Linked DNA regions of Mus musculus: region 2 is linked to region 1. A link is a loop called in an ENCODE intact Hi-C map of the cell type or tissue named here. Cell type or tissue: left cerebral cortex. All regions are shown on one strand. Links, peaks and the distances in the headings refer to the core of each region. The heading gives the core; the rest is flanking DNA.

Region 1 (8,080 bases), core at 1,271-6,270:
AAGTACTAAGCCTGAGGCATTCTTTCTGTTTTATAGATGGTGTCAACACCACCCCTGTGCCCAGCCCAGCTTCCGAAGACAAAGCTGAAGTCCACAAAGATGAAGGTATGAGTCCACATCTAAACTTCACAGGTCCTTAAAAGTAAACCATGCAGGGTTCGTTTATGCGAGAAACTGATGCAGTGAAAGCCTCTATTTTGAACACAAGGATCCCACCCACTCTGCTCCATGCCATATCGAGCCTCTTCAGAATTTATATATACATTTACATTTGTTCCTCTAAAAATAATGTTCGTAAAAATAAGAGCAGGCACAGAGAAAGTGTGGTTAGAGAAAAAAAAATGTTTATCTGGAACTCAAGAATTTGCCGATTCTGCTGTTTGTAACTAACTATTCCTAGGCATAAGTTTGAAAGCATGGCGTTGAGGACCACCTACCAGAGGCCCATGGCTTAAGGGAGAAATGTTTGAAAGGCATCCACACAAATCAACCTGAGGCAAGGCCACATTTCTCTGGACTATCACTAAGAAGAAACTAATAATAATTAGGAGAAAATTTAACCAGTATAGAGATAAGTGCCACAAAACAGGGATGTAAATGCTTTCAAAAATATTAAAGGGAAATAAGATGGGTCATTTTCTCTTCTCCCTCCTGATTGATGGGTAACTCTTCCCATTAGAAATAATATTTGATACCTGCCAGACTAGACCAATTATGTTTGACCAAGTGGGTATCTTGTACAGCATATCATCTACTTAGAACTTACATATGTACTTCGAATCTAATTCTTCAATCTGATCTGATACAAAAGCAGGCATACACTGCCATGAAGACTAACTGGTCTTTTAATCTGTCGAGGAAATCAAAATAGTCTTGGAATTTTAGTACTCAATGGCATATATAATTCCACGTCCTATTTCCTGGTGAGTCTTTGTTTTAATACATGTAGTTGAGGGCAGTTGATAAGGAGTATAAATAATTGGGTTATATGCTTGGGGCTTAATCCTAGTTCTGCTCCCAGTTACATAGCTAACTTTTGACAGATAATTAAAGAAGTGAACAAATGATTAGCAAGGAAATACATGGTGAACTTCTTGGTACTTCGGTTTTCCCTTCTGTAATGAGGGCAAGAGTAATGTCTATCTTCGGGCTGGGAGCATGAAACAGTGGATCAAAGCACTTTCTGTGGAAGCATGAGAAGCTGAGGTCAGATGCCAAGCATCTAAGCCAGTGGCAGTGGCTCATGCCTGTAACCATAGCACTCAGGAGTCTGAGGCAAGAAGATTAAGAGGTCAAGGTCAGCATCATCTATACTGCAAATTTGAGGCCAGTCTAGGGCTAGAGGAAACTGTCTCAAAAAACTAGAAAACAATGAAAAACAAAACCAAACAAAAGCTCCCTAAGTCTCAATGGCCTGTATATAAACACCTATATATAAACACCTATATATAAACACCTATATATAAACACCTACATATAAACACCTACATATAAACACCTACATATAAACACCTATACATAAAGACCTCTGCGATCCTAGGACTGAGATTGAGGGCAAGATCACTACACTTGCTGCCTGCCAGGTGAGCTCCAGATTAGTTGAGAAACCATGTCTCAAGAAAATAATCCAGAGGATGATACAGGAGAATGCTCCATGACATCCACCTGTGCACATACATATCACACAGACACACAGACACAGGCACACACATGTACACATATACGTGCTCAGTAGATAATATCTACCTCACAAAATATCACAGCACAGGTTAGTTTCCTTGCTGTTTCTCTGGCCTTCATATAGAACAGACTTTCGAGACCAAGACAGATTATTAGAAAGTGACTTGTTTATCTCAGAGAGAGAGAGAGAGAGAGAGAGAGAGAGAGAGAGAGAGAGAGAGAGAGAGAGAGAAGAAGAAGAAGAAGAAGAAGAAGAAGAAGAAGAAGAGGAGGAGGTTCCAGTGAACTGTCAGAAGAGATTGGTTCCAAATCACATTATGAAGATGAACCATAATGCAAGAGGATCCTGCCATAGATTCTGGTTGCTGGCTATCCTGGGAAGGGATGTGTGTGGTTTTTTGAGAAAAAGAGTTCCTTTCTATTAGGGTAATTGTAGAAGCCAGAAATGGATGACATATGCAGGTACCTGGGAAAATAACTGCTCCTTCCCAGAGGAGATCTGACTAGACCAACAGTGTCCAGGATACTGCTGTCATCTTGAATGATCCCCTTTTTTGTTTATTGCCAATTTTCAACTTTCCTTTATCCTATATAGGCCTATGTTCAGATATCTCTTATTTCAAAAATACTTTACACACCTAAAAATGTAATTCTTATTGAGAAACTTAATGAGAAACTAAGTCATTTTACAGAGATAGAAGATGGTACTTATTTTTAAACAAAAACAAAAAACTAAAACCAAAAACAACCAAGAAAAAACAAAAAGGATGTCTCAGTCATCATAAAACTGTAAAGCTTATCATAAAACTGTAAAGGCATCATAAGTTTGAAAGACAGAGTGTAAGAAGTATGAGCGAGGAACAGTCTAATTTGAATGCTTCAAGCTGAGATTTCTTGCTGTTGAGTTGTTTAGCTGGGAGACATCACACCTTCATAAAACACGCTGCTTGTGATATTCTTGATGCTTTTAGGATCTCACACCGTTAATTGCTCATGCAAGGATCAATTATTTTTCAGAATACTTTTAGGATTTTTTTCTTAAAATAAGACTTTTAATGATGCTAACTTCATCAAAGAATTGTCATGTATCACAAATGTATGAGACTAAATGTGAAGATTTAGGAGATTTTGTAGGAATTAAATTGTTAATTTCCATTACCTTTTTTATTTAGAAAACAAGTTTTGTGATCTATGTGAGTATGTAATCTGGTTTAAATTAACAGTAAAACACATAGGATGCGGATTTTGCCTTTATCTCCTGAAATAACATTCATAGAAGGGCACTGGTTTTTTTTTTTAAATGGATTATCCGTTCAGACTCAGTCGCTGATGCTTGCCAAGCTGTCATCACGATTGACAGATGCACAGTTTAGAATTAAGAAAAAGAATTTTCCATTGAAATCATCCAAGATTGAGGTCAAGTTGAGGTTAAAAGGAAGTCATAAGTGTTTAGGATTCATTTCAAATCTTTTCTGTTATTAGCGTTCATGCAGAAATATCTGTCCTTAGTGACACCAGGGCTATTTCAGAACTCCACAGTCACAAGATCACTTATAGAAATGCTTATGACACTCTCCACTGTAAGTGGCAGAATATTTTCTGCTGATCAAAGGTCCTAAAGGAGCCCTGTTCTCTTGACTTTTTGGAGACTTCACTCCCAGAGGAGCATCTTTCACGGGTCTTGGAATTGCTCCTGGTCTGGAATAGCAGGACTCTTGCTCCAGGGTGATACCCATAGTGTTTGTGCCCAGCTCAGTGGTTTACACTGTTGCTTGTCAGTTGGCTGGGTTTATATTTGTTAAGATTTTAGTCTATACTGGAAATTAGCATCTTCTAGAATATAGGAGTTGAAAACAAGCAAGCAAAATGAGGCTGTCTTTATTCTTGGAACAGAAGGTTTTGTGTTTTTTTTTTTTTTTTTAAACCAAACAGTTATGTGAAAGTTGAAAAAAATTCAAGAAGTGTTAGAACCTAAGCATAGTCTACACTAGTGATTCTCTTACTGTAGACATACTTCCCACTGGGAACCAAGTCTAGGTGTTCTTGCCCACTTACCCCAAATAAATATGGACTGTGTAGTTATTGTAGCAAGGCAAAACTGTCTGCTTAAAGATCACAGTAGGCTGTAGTCTCTACACTGAGAAAGACACCTGCTCCCAGTAAGTCCTTATGGCTGCTGAGTGGGCAGGACTTGAGCTGAGAGGCTAAGGGATGAGGAGGTGGGATATGTTAATGAACCGTTCATCCACACAGGGTAGGTTTGAGAGCCAGGACTGAGATGAAATGATAAAGTTGGCCCTGGGAAATAGGTATTCGTGGCCTTTGATAGGCACTCTGAGATTATTTGCAAAATCAATTGAACGTGAACTTATCTGCTGAGAAATTCTCCCTTTACTGTTATGGATGCTCTTTTTTTTTTTCTTTAACAGATTTTAAACTTTACATTTTGAAAACAAATTCTATTTGAGTTAGCAAACATGCAAGCAATCAGATGCAAGTCCATAAAACACAGGAGTCAAATGCAGTAATAAAGAATGCTCTGATTGAAACTTCTGAAGAGCCTAGGTTATTGTTAAATGTATAGTTGTCTCGTTAGGTCAGGACCACTCTCTCTTCTAGCTGTCGCCATGTTTTTCATGTCATCCTCACCCACTGCCAAGACACCTTACTGGGGAGCGGCTGAGGGATATGCTGTGCAAACACATCCAGACTCACCTGCCTTATTATTTAATCAGTACCTAATTTGAATTTGAAGGTCAACTAGACCAAATCATAGGCTCATTAATATTAAAATCAAAATCAATTAATACCCAGGTGCACACCCGAGCTGTGTCCCTTTGGAACTCCATGAAAGTCACGCCAATGCTGTTTGGCATTTATGAGGTAGGGTGTCACCTGAGAAAGGAATTCTAAATCCTTAATCTAGTTTCAGACCTCATGGAGGTCAAAATGACTGGAGAAAAAGAAAAAGAAAGGGAAAGAGAAAAAGAAAAAAAAAGAAAAAAAAAGGAAAAAGAAAGCTGGAGGAAGATCAGCTATGGTAACAGAGCCAAATAAGAAAGGTGAGGTCACGTTGAGAAAGTTGAGTGTAAAAGGTGATCGTTGGTGGTGCCATTATCACGGGTAGAGTAGCCAGCCATGCTAAATTGCTCTATTTCTCTATTCCTTACCTAAATTGCTCTATTTCTCTATTCCTTACCTAAATCACTGCAGAGAAATAAAACATTGTGCCACCTAGGAAATTGCCTTATTCTCCACCTTAATATGAACTTTCTTAGTCCTTTTCCTGCCCTTACTAACCACCATTCCCTCCTGAGGCCTTCATCCTGATACCCACCCATCATAGCAGAAGCAAATCCGTACCCTCCTCCAGGTCAGCATGTATAGAGGGTCTGAATGCACATCAGTGCCTCTCAGATGCCCACTCTTGGACTGTCAGTCTTACTAAACATTGCTGGAAGGTGGCTGCCCTTTGGTCCTCCGGTGAAGAGGAAGGAACAGCGCAAACAACACGTCTCTAGCTGCCACCACTGCTTTATTTGTGCCTACAGTTAGTGACCCTGTTTCTCAATAGGGAGCTCAGGCAAAGGGAGAAGTAGGGACACTATGTTAATGTGACCCCCACAGGTGATACCTAAGTGAGCTTGAAGCATTTGTCTTTGTTTATAGAAAGGGCATGCATTCGTTTTAGAACATTGTTCCTACAGGAAAGGATGAAAACTAAGAGCACATAATGATTTCCCCTTCAAGGATTAAATTGCAAACATTTTTTTTAAAGTCTATTCTGTTGCTTCATTTAACGGAGGGCCATGAATATTCTCTTGTGTCTTTAAATATGCCTCAGAGGCATATGACATTCTATCATCTGGTGTCCCACCATTTACACTATCAGAGCCCTAACATTGAATTATTCAGTTATTTACAGTTTTCTCCATTGTATGTGGCTCCATGCATGTGGCTTGTGCATTTTAGGTGTGTGTGTGTGTGTGTGTGTGTGTGGTGTATATGATCAGTTCTTCATCATAAATTTCTGATCCTTTGGTCATTTACTAGGCAAACAGTTAAAATATCTTCCTTGTTTGTATATATTTTCTTATTTTTAAAAGCAAGACATAACTACTATATAAATAAGGAAAAAAAGAGAAAAATATAACCTACAATTTCAATTCTGAAAAATTAGCATTTGTAAAATACTGATAAATAAACTTGAGATATTTTTCTCAGCATCCACATACACTTATTAAGTTTTATTTCTTAGGCTATTCTACAATGCATATCTGTTTGAAATTACCATTTAAACATGAACATGGATTTGAAATTCCACTCCGATTTTTGATCCCTTAACTTCTTGTACCTTTATTTCCTAATAAATAAGCCCACTGTACTCACCTAATCTCCACTTTAATTGCTTCTTGGTTCTGTTACATTTTGAACAGGCCACAAACATTCCTTACCTCTCGTAAATATTAGATGGTTTCTGCAAGAAAATGCTAATGAATAAAAAAATGTTTTGTTTTTTCAGTAACTTATGTAGTTACTTTTAAATGTATGTTCATTGTAGCAAATTCAAACAATGCAAAGACAATAAATAATATAAAAAGCAATCTATTTACCCTGATATAATTAATATTTGCATTGGTGAATATTCTTTTGTATACCTCTGAATATTACAAATACACAATATTATATTAACAAAGTATACTACATAACCTATAAAATATGGTTTTAATGTAATTTTCTTTTGTTATTTATTTATTACCTTCCAATTATTTTCAATGTAAAGAAAAAAAACCCTAACCATTTAATCTTGGTTTTCAGTTTTCCAGGTCTAAATTTCATTTGTATATTGACTAAATGGTGTGATCACTGGCATGTTATTTAGTCTCCCTCTACCTCAGCATCACCATATATTAAATAATAATGATAGCAGAACCTGTGTTATATAATACTATAATACTAGCATCCCACCCATCTGGAAAGTGAGACATTTTAACTATCATTAAATAAATGTTTGTTCATTTATAAACATTGTATTATATTCTCCATATATTTTTGAATATCACTTTGTTATGAGCAGCAAACTTTCATAGAAATCACTCTCAGTCTCTCTCTCTCTCTGTAGATCTAATTCATCCACTTTAAAGCCCAAATCATGGCTCATAGTTCAGCTGTATTATAATTTATTCAGCGATTCTCCTATGATGAGCAAGCACTTTCTTTCCATTTTATTGCCATACAAACAATGTTGCAATGGCTGCTCTTGCCCATAGATTGTCATATGCTAGTGCTTTTATTTGTATGGGAAAGATTCCAGGAATGTGAACAGTGCTTTCCGGAGTATGTGTTTTAATAGACATTGCCAAAAGCTCTGCCTCTAAAGGCTGTAAGAAGCCATATTTCCATCAGCAATTGCTGCTTTGTTCTTTCTAACCTTTTCCAGCTGAATGGGTATAAAGCAACATGTCTTTGCTGTTTTTAAACACTAGTATTATCTCAACTTTTCAGGTAATAGATCCAGGACATTGAAAAACACACACACAAAAAAAAAAAAACACAAAAAAACAGAATTTGAAAACCAAGCCTGCCTGAACCCAAATTCTATCTGCTATTCTGTCCCTCAAACCCAGCTTTGGGAGCCAGGAGGGGGCCTTCCTTCCTGATGGAGCAAGAGGCAAAGGGTGAGGAACAGGACGGGAGAAGAAGGGCAACCCAGGAACACTATTCCATGAGCAAAGTGCACAGAGCTCTGAAATAAGGCATCAGGGAGAAAGAGCAGTTTGCAGATAGCTAGCTAACTCGTTCCTCATTAAGACCCTGACACTATCGTGGTGTCAAGGTTATGATGGCATAGAGCATTCAGATATGCTCCTCACAAGCAGACAGCCCAGGCCTTTTGCATCATATTCAGGCTTCCTGTGCCTCCAGGTGTACCATTCACTTCCTGTTACTTCCCCAGTGCGTCATAGGCGGAAGTCTATGTGTTTGAGTTGTTCAGCATTCTGTTAAAACCCTGACTCCATTGTAAAGCCCACAGTCAGTCCCTATCCCACCCCTTCCTCCTCTCCCTTCGCTCTCCCTCCTTCCTTCCATTGTAGATTTTCTGCGCAAACATTTCAATGACAGCAGTTATCAACACACACATTTACCTTTCTCGGCTTCTTCCCGCCTCATTCCTCAATGCTAAACTACCCTGCTTCCTGTGCATTTGCTTATTGAACTTCAAAAACCCATGTTGCTCTGTCAATGTTAGACGTCGTGCGTGGCACGTCTAACCTACCTGGATACACACTGCATAAGAGTAGGCTTCAGACCTCATTGTTCAGATGCCCGCTACAAAGGCCCACACAGAACAGTCAGTCACCAATGCTTATTTAATTTAACCAAGGAAAAGGAAATGATT
Region 2 (8,080 bases), core at 1,062-6,061, 140 kb after region 1:
TCTTTCCTTGGTGTTCAGCAAAAGCGGGACGTGATCCAGTTTTGAAAGTGACTCCATGTCAGTATGGTATGAGAAAGTTGGGCCAGTGCCAAATGGATTCTCTAATCTGTGATCTTGATATGAGGAAGAGAAGGGACAATAGAGAGCAGCCATTCTGAAGAAAGCTCTAGAGAAAGAGTACATAGATAGATCTGGGCTCTGCTGGCCACACTCTCCTCTAGTCACTATTACTTTGTTTCTCGTGATCCCTAGAGGCAATTTACCAAGCACAAGGCTTTGTCCTCAATTACCTTGGGTCAATGTTCTCAATTCTAGCTGCATGATCAAATTGTCTCGGGATCTCTACCCTTCCAAAAAATAACAAAGGAAGGGAAGTTTATAAATGGCAGGCCTGTCACATTTCCAAGATGTCAAGGTCATTAAAGACAAAGAAAAACCAATAAATTGTTCCAGATCCAAGGAATCTATGAAGACAAAACTAAATTCATTGTAGACCCTGGAAAAGAACCATAACTAGTGTTAAAGAATGTCCCCAATTGATCTTGACACTATTGCTATGGAAACGAGAAAGGATGAGCATTTGGAAAGGTTCATGAAAGACACAAATGAATGAATTATGCTTCATTTGCCTTTTTTTCCCCCTATTTTTTAATTTAAGAGGAGATCTTTATAGATGACCCTGGCTAGCTGGCCAGGACCTTGCTGTTATGTAGACCAATCCTTGAACAAACTCACAGTGAATCTCCCCTCCCCCATCCTGCCACCATCTCAGACACACACACTCCCACTCTGATCCAGTATGGGGATTAAATGCATGCAACACCATTTAGGACTCATTTTGCATAGTTAAAACATATAATCGGAAATGGAATGGTGGCTCAGTGGTTAAGAGCACTTATGATTTCAGAGGAACCACGTTCAATCCCTAGCACTCACATGGCAGTTCACAACAGTCTAGAACTCTAGGTCTAGGGGATCCAACACCCACTTCTGATAGCTGTTGAGATAGGGTATGCACGTTGTGCACAGACAAACACACAGGCAAAACACCAATGAGTATAAAATTAGATTTTAAAAAATTTAAATTATTGCATTCAGTGTGTTTGCATGGTCATGAAGAGGTCAGAGGTCAGAGAATAGCTTGCAGAAGTCCATTCTCTTCTTCCACCATGTGTGTGGGTTCCAAGGATGGAAACTGGGTCCTCGGGCTCAGTGGCAAGTGCTTTTCCCCACTCATCCATTTTGGTGGACTTGTATATTATTTGAATGCTAGCATATTTTAAAAGGAAAGAAGGAAGAGAGAGAGAGAGAGAGAGAGAGAGAGAGAGAGAGAGAGAGAGAGAGAGAGAGAGAGAGGAGAGAGAGAGAGAGAGAGAATATCTCACCATTCTTCAGGCCATCTTCCATCATTATTATTATCCTAGGTTTAGGAACCTAGTAGGTGTACTTTTCACCAGCCCCTTAGATACTGTTGAATTCTGTAGCAGTATGTGAGTCTCCCTCCTAGAACACAACAGTAAGTAGATGGAGGACTTTGCCTCTAAAATCATTACTTTTCCCCTACGAAAAGGGATCTGATGGCATCTTAAAATTACCACAGGATAGCCCCAGCCTTGGACATGCGTATGTCTACCCTTAGCTTCCTTTTCAGGCAGATTTCATCTTAATCCTACAGAAGAGAATAGCTCCTTCCCTGTAGAAATTGGCAAATACTAAAAAGCAACCTCTCCTAGCAAACACAGCTCTAAGGAAATGAAACATAATCTGTTTTCATTAATAAGGAAGTGGCAAATGGCTGAGCATGGGTATGCAGAAGAAAAGCAAGAGGTTGGTAGGAATGCACCCCTAAAAGCAAAGGGGGGAAAAGCAGGGAAGGTTAAACAGTGCAAAAAAAGATAACTCAGTTTGGGATTCAATTTTAATGGTTGCAAAAACAAGGCTCTTGGCTATTTGCATATAAATGTGCTGGGTGTGTGTGTGGGGGGGAGTCACAGTTCTCAGCTGTGCATTTTAACTTTCTCCTTAAAATCTGTTTCCCAAAGCAGCTGCAGGAATCAGCTGCAAATTCCAGATCTAAAAATGACAGTCACATGGTTGAATTGGGAAGGAGACAAGAGGAAGGCACTAAGGATGCTCCAGTTAACCCATTGGGGCCTGCAGCCCATCTGTGTTGCTTGCAAGCATTTATGAATCTCAGTACCCATGGTGCACTGTAGAACAATTAGGTCAGAATTGCTGTAGGCTACAAGACTGGGGGTTGATAGGTATCCCTGGTCTATGAATTTCCCAGTCTATTAGAATCCATAGTTTTGATCAGGGGTGAGTTTGCAATTGTCTTGCAAATGGCAAGATAGGTCAGCAGGTTTGAGGGACTAGTCTCAGTGGCAACTACTCAGCCATGCCATTAAGCAACCTTAGACAGTGCTAGTGGGGTGGTAGGGTGTGGCAAACTTACTTATAAGACAAGCTGGTAGACTCTGCTGGAGACCCAATCTGCCATTCAACATTATCTTTGGCCCAGTTGCACAGTATCAGGATGCTTAACAGACACAACCACTCTTCAACTATAGCACACAACCCTCGAAAGAATTACAATCTATCTTGTCTTGATTTCTCTCAGCAAGGTTGCAAGATGACTGTAGCAAGCTGATGTGGCAGAAGGACACCTAAGGCAGTGACACAGGCAGAGACCCTGGCCTAGGATCCTAGAGAGTCAGAGAGTGCATGCTGAGATGCAGAGGACCAACTCCAGTTCTTAAAACTCTCGGCATTCAGAGATATCCAGCTATTTTAAGGGCCTTTTGTCTATACTGAGAATTTAAGAGGTAATGCAGAAGTGCCAGTTGTCGCTGGGGACACCCATGGCCCATGGCCTTGCATCAAGAGGGAGCTGACCCCTAAGCAAGGACTGTGATATAGTCACTCAGCATGAGGCTGGCAAAGGCTGGCTGGCACAGGCTCTCATTTTAGAGGCCAAGGCATATGTGAACCTATCTCTGTTCAGGCCTGCCAATCACAGCTGCACAACGTCAGAGGCCAGGGGCAATTACTCTGAGTCTAAAGAAACTGGGCTTGGATCTGGTTTCCTGACCCTGACATCTGCTTTCCTGACCCTGACGCGTGGCTTTCCACTTTTACATCTAATTCCTACCCCATGCAGGGTGGAGCCTCTTCGGTGTTGCATCTGCAGTGCCTGACACAGCATCCGTCCGTGTTCAAAATTATCAATGGGTAAACAGGGAACATGTGATGCCAATTTGAGGCGACATCAGCCTTTAGGTTATGAGTGTCCACAATCGACTGGTGACCTTCCTCATTAGCATGCAGAAGGGCTGTGGGTTTTGATTTATTTATTTCGATCTATTCCAAAGGATCCACCCATGTTTTCTTGCTGTATAGAATTCTGGCCAGTGATGGCACATGCTATTTCTTTATTCATTGCCCCAAAGCAGATGGCTTAAGACCCTGTATCTTCATCCATAAGGATTAATGGGATTTAGGAAGGTGTTTCCAGTACCTTCTGTCTTCCCCAAAGCAGTGTGACTGAGCTGGAAGGTAATGAACTGAGAGGCTCTTCCCTGATGCCAGTCTACCAGTCAGCTGAGACCAGCCCACCCCACTGTCAGATGCTGTTTTCTATGCTCTAGAAAAAGATGCTCCGTTCTTCCTACTCCACATTTAAAAAGAAAAAAAAAGAAGAAAAAAAAAAAGCCTTCCAGGGATTAGCGTGTGAGAAATGAGTACACATGGCTCCAAAAACCCTTGCACCTGCCTCTCAGGTATCTCTGTGAAACACAGGTTTGACACTTTGTGTGAAATGGAGTTGGAGAGGAGGCTGAAGGGATGCTACATAGCAATTGAGAACTTGGAAGCCCTGAGCCTCTGTAGCCAGAGAAAACAGTGTGGCCCAAAGAACCATTTTGTCACACACAGTGCAGATAGCTAACTCAGGCATTGTATTAAAGTGCAGGCTCCAAGGCTGGGGCTCCCACTCCGCACTGCTGACAGGCTGCATGTGAACACGGAGTAGCTGGACTACAGAGGGAAAGAGCATAAAGCTTCAGGTCATGATACTCAGGCTCTTTTCTTTTCTGGGCTTTTCATTAAAAAAGAAAAAAAAAAAGGGTGTCACATTCGAGATGTAGCTATCAAAGATGACCTCCTATCCATGCACTGATCTCACAGTGTCACTGGTACATGCCTCCCATTCAGAATAAGAGGCGGAGGTATGTCCCCTCCCTTTAGGATGGGGCTGAGCTTGTAAACACCTAGAGAGTGGTTCTGTAACGTTGTAAGAGAACATATAGTGGATACACTTTCAGCAGTGCTTCAGCATGGTCCTCTCGAGCCCCAAGACATCACTGTTAGGGAGTCCAGAAAGAAGCCCTCCCCCAACATCCTAGAAGCCTCTGTCCCACAGGCTACACACATTGAGCTCTGACTGGTAGCTCGCACCACTTGCTAAGCATGTAATTTGTACTTCTCAGAAGGCCTTCAAATCTGTGTTGAAAGTGGAGCCTCTCCCTCTACTCAGCTCACCCTGTCTGAAAGTATGTGGGACAGATGTGGGTGGTGCCTGTGGCTTCGGGCCAATACAGACTGATGACTGAATCAATGACCACTGCTCCTGTAAACCTCAGAATTTGAGGATAGTTTTACATATACTGATAGGATCTGGGACGTGGTGAACTCTGAATTTCACTCTGAGTATCCTCTCTGCACAATTTGAGCACCTTCTTCCTTATGCTTGGACTACATCTCCCAAGCTGCAGAACTGTACACCTAATTGCTTACCAAAGAACCCCAGCATTCTTGAATCTTTACTGCCACCTCCCTCCTCATGATCACCCTGTCCCAAACACCCTGGTCTACGTTTATTTGGTATAGTCATCAATTTAGGTGATGAAGGCAGCATAGCTTGTCTGAAGTTCCAACAACCGATTGGTGCTATTGACAGACTGACATTTCTGTTCTTCCCATCCCACTAAATCTCTCTACCATTGCCCCACTACAGAGATTTATGGCCTTAGTGTCATCACCCTGACAGATTCTAGTTGTTTCTGGATGCATCCAGTTATTATGTTGTCACTGTCCTCTAGGATTATAGTATACAGAACTTGGCCTCACCCACTCTTCACTGCCCCCCCCAACTTTGCTTTGACAGGGCCAAAGAAGAATATTGAATGCCCTTTTGTCTTGATGCATGTCATCATTATCGTATCATCATCATCATCACCATCACCATCACCATCATCATCATCCCCCCAAGGCCACTGATCAAACCTTGTGTCCTGTAGTAACTGCCTTGCTCTATTTTTGTGCTTCAAGAATGTTAGAGTTTTGGAATGCTCTTTCATCTCTGGCACTCTCTGTGGCCTCTCTAGCAAGGAGTGTTTCTGTCATTGGTCCTTCCCATACCCTCCTCAGATAATGGTCCACACTGAACTTTGAGTGTGTGTGTGTGTGTGTGTGTGTGTGTGTGTGTGTGTGTGTATGAAACCTGAGTGGTTTTTTTCTTTGTTTCTTTGCTTGCTTGCTTGAGATAAGGTTTCTATATATAGCCCTAGCTGCCCTGGAATTCACAGAGATCTATCTGCCTGCCTTTGCCTCCTGGATGCTAGGCTTACAGGTATGTGTCGCTATCCTTGGCTATCTTTAAGGTCTGGAGCATGTCAAGCATGACAGTATTCTACTACTGAGCTATATCCCCAACTGCTGAGGATTTTTTTTTTATATCTCTGTATCATAATCTCTAGTAAAGAGCCTGGAAGAACATAATAGCTACTTGATCAATTCTATAAAAAAAATAGTGAAACTGTTTGCTGCTTCTTGTGGTTTTGAATAATGAAATGAAAATTTGTAGTAAAGCATTTTTGTAAACAGATTCATAAATGTGTAGTATAATATTAAGTGGTGTCTAAAAACTGGTTCATCAGGTCATTCATTCCAAATTGCTCAAAAAGTGCCTATTACTTAGCAAGTATAATTTTATACACAAAAGCAATTATGGTGAACAAGCTAGATCCAGTTGGCAAAGTGTAGCAGGAGAGACAGCAGCTATGCAGAGTTGCACAATCAGTCAAAACAGATGAGTACCACAGAAGAGGAGGAAACCATGCTGTGAGCAGATACAACATTCACTGTCCTTTGTCTCAGTTAAGTTGACTTTATTTATATCTGTGAGCTCTTTATATGATGTAGTGTGAGCATCCTAAGAAAAATCAGTGATTGGAGTCAAGGGACCTAAGGATTCAGACACAAGTCTCTGACATCATTAGGGATCCACTCAAGCAGAGTCTATGGCAAGGACTTAGGTGCAGATGGCTTATGTATGAGGAAATGTCATGAAGAACAAAACAGGGAGTGAGGGAGAGAAGAAAGCTGAGCAAATATATGTTGTGTTTACTTGAGTGAGGGTCTGGGACACAGAACCAGGCTCTGGTAATATATAGGATACACTTGAGAATCATCTATGGGAAGTTCTTGAAGCAAAAGCTCAGTGACCTCAACAGCCCTACAGGCCTTATTTGCACCACTCTTCCAGGCTCTAGCTTTGAGAATCTGAGTAGGCTTGGGAGTGGGAGTTCTCATGTACTGGAGCTCAGCCAGGGAGCAGCATCAGCAACTATCACCTGGAAACTGCTAGAATGCAAAGTTCAGGAGTCATCTGCGAGTCACTGAATCGGAAGGTCTGAGGGTGGGTGGGGTTGGTGAGGATTTAAAGAAAGCTTCCCAGGGAACCTGAAGCTCTCTATCAAGGGTGTAAACTCATAATTAGAAAGCAAAGAAGGAAAGAAGAGATGGTGGGACCTGAGGTGAAAAGGTGATGCTGAGATGTATCTACTACTACTTCTGGTAAACTCAGATTGGTCATGAGGCTCAATAATAAGGTGGAAACTTATGGTAAAGTGCTTTGGCAGCTGCCTTAATGAGGGGATGTATAATATTAGCTGGTATTTAAAAGTCTGGCTTATTAGGGGGCTTCTGGCGAGTAGCACTTTAAGTGTTCAAACTGGGATTGTTAGGCAACTGTGGTTGTCTAGGGAAAGAGCAAAAAAGACAAGGACTGTGGAATCCTTGAGGTGTGCTGAGCTCTGAATGTTTGTGCCTGACAGGTTTCTTTGTTGTGGGCTGGAAAGACAGATCAGCAGTTCAGAGCACTTGCTCTTACAGAGGACCTGAGTTCAATTCTCAGCACCTGTATCAGGCAGGTCAGAACTATCTCCAGCTACTGGAGATTCAATGACTCTGGCTTCTACTGGCACTTGCACTCACATGCACATAACTACACACACTCACACACACATACACACACTCACACACATATACACATACACACACATACACCTATACATAATTAAAATTAAATCTTAAAAAAAATTCCTGTGTTGAAATCATACCCTATGAGATCCTTGTTCATAAGACACACCATTCAGGAGACAGATGCTTCATTTTGATATGAGTTTAGAGTCTTAAACACCATCACAAGTGAGGTTATTATAGGTCAAAATGCCTCTCCCAGGGAGAAGATCCAACTTAACTAACTTAAAGTGTCTTGTGCCAGCTATTGCCATGGAGAATAATGCCGAGGTCCAGCCTCAGCATGGGGAGGGTGAGAAGGATGGGAATGGGAGTGGCGCTGATTTAATAATGCCTTGGAGTGAGTGGTAGAAGCAGTAGTAGTATCAGTTCAGATACTGCCTTTCTTCCCTGAAGATTCTTACCACTCTTTCTTCTTCTCCATTTTTCTCCTTTCTCACCATTCTTTAGCCTTCTCCCAACCAGAGAGGCTGAACCAGTCTTTAAATGACCAAAGTTACATCATCAAGGCCCTAATCATTGTTAGTAATCTTCAAAAGGTCTTAAATTTACATAAATTCTATGATTAATAGTCCCAAGTCCCATTTCCTTAGAGCAGAAACTAAACACAAAGCAAAATCATATTTCTTTATTGGTCCACACAGCCTGTTTTTCACAGGTAGCTAGGCACAGCCTTTGTGGTTTCCTAGTACACCAGACAGCAGTCTTTAGTAGCTGTTTTCATGTAAGAACAGAAAGATGACAGACTACTAAAATTAAA

What was found. Peaks named below come from ENCODE experiments on the same cell type or tissue, not always from the same donor. Only the 100,000 strongest peaks of a DNase experiment are listed, where the experiment ranks them.
Region 2: it touches region 1 in a loop (11-fold over the local background); 2 of 42 quality-filtered maps call a loop at or near these places.

The regions. Positions count from the first base shown.
Region 1 is chr2:142,261,057-142,269,136 of GRCm38, forward strand. Macrod2 (mono-ADP ribosylhydrolase 2) reads left to right here. Exons shown (of 19, transcript NM_001013802.3): 13 at 37-105. Among named protein-coding and RNA genes, the nearest start is that of Gm25583, 620 kb to the left of the region's middle. In left cerebral cortex, for the core only: no CTCF peak of the experiment used is centred there; a DNase peak (open chromatin) is centred at 3,836; H3K27ac peaks cover 433 bases.
Region 2 is chr2:142,401,471-142,409,550 of GRCm38, forward strand. No RefSeq gene overlaps it. Among named protein-coding and RNA genes, the nearest start is that of Kif16b, 500 kb to the right of the region's middle. In left cerebral cortex, for the core only: no CTCF peak of the experiment used is centred there; DNase peaks (open chromatin) are centred at 2,036, 3,559, 3,910, 4,326 and 1 more place; H3K27ac peaks cover 3,051 bases.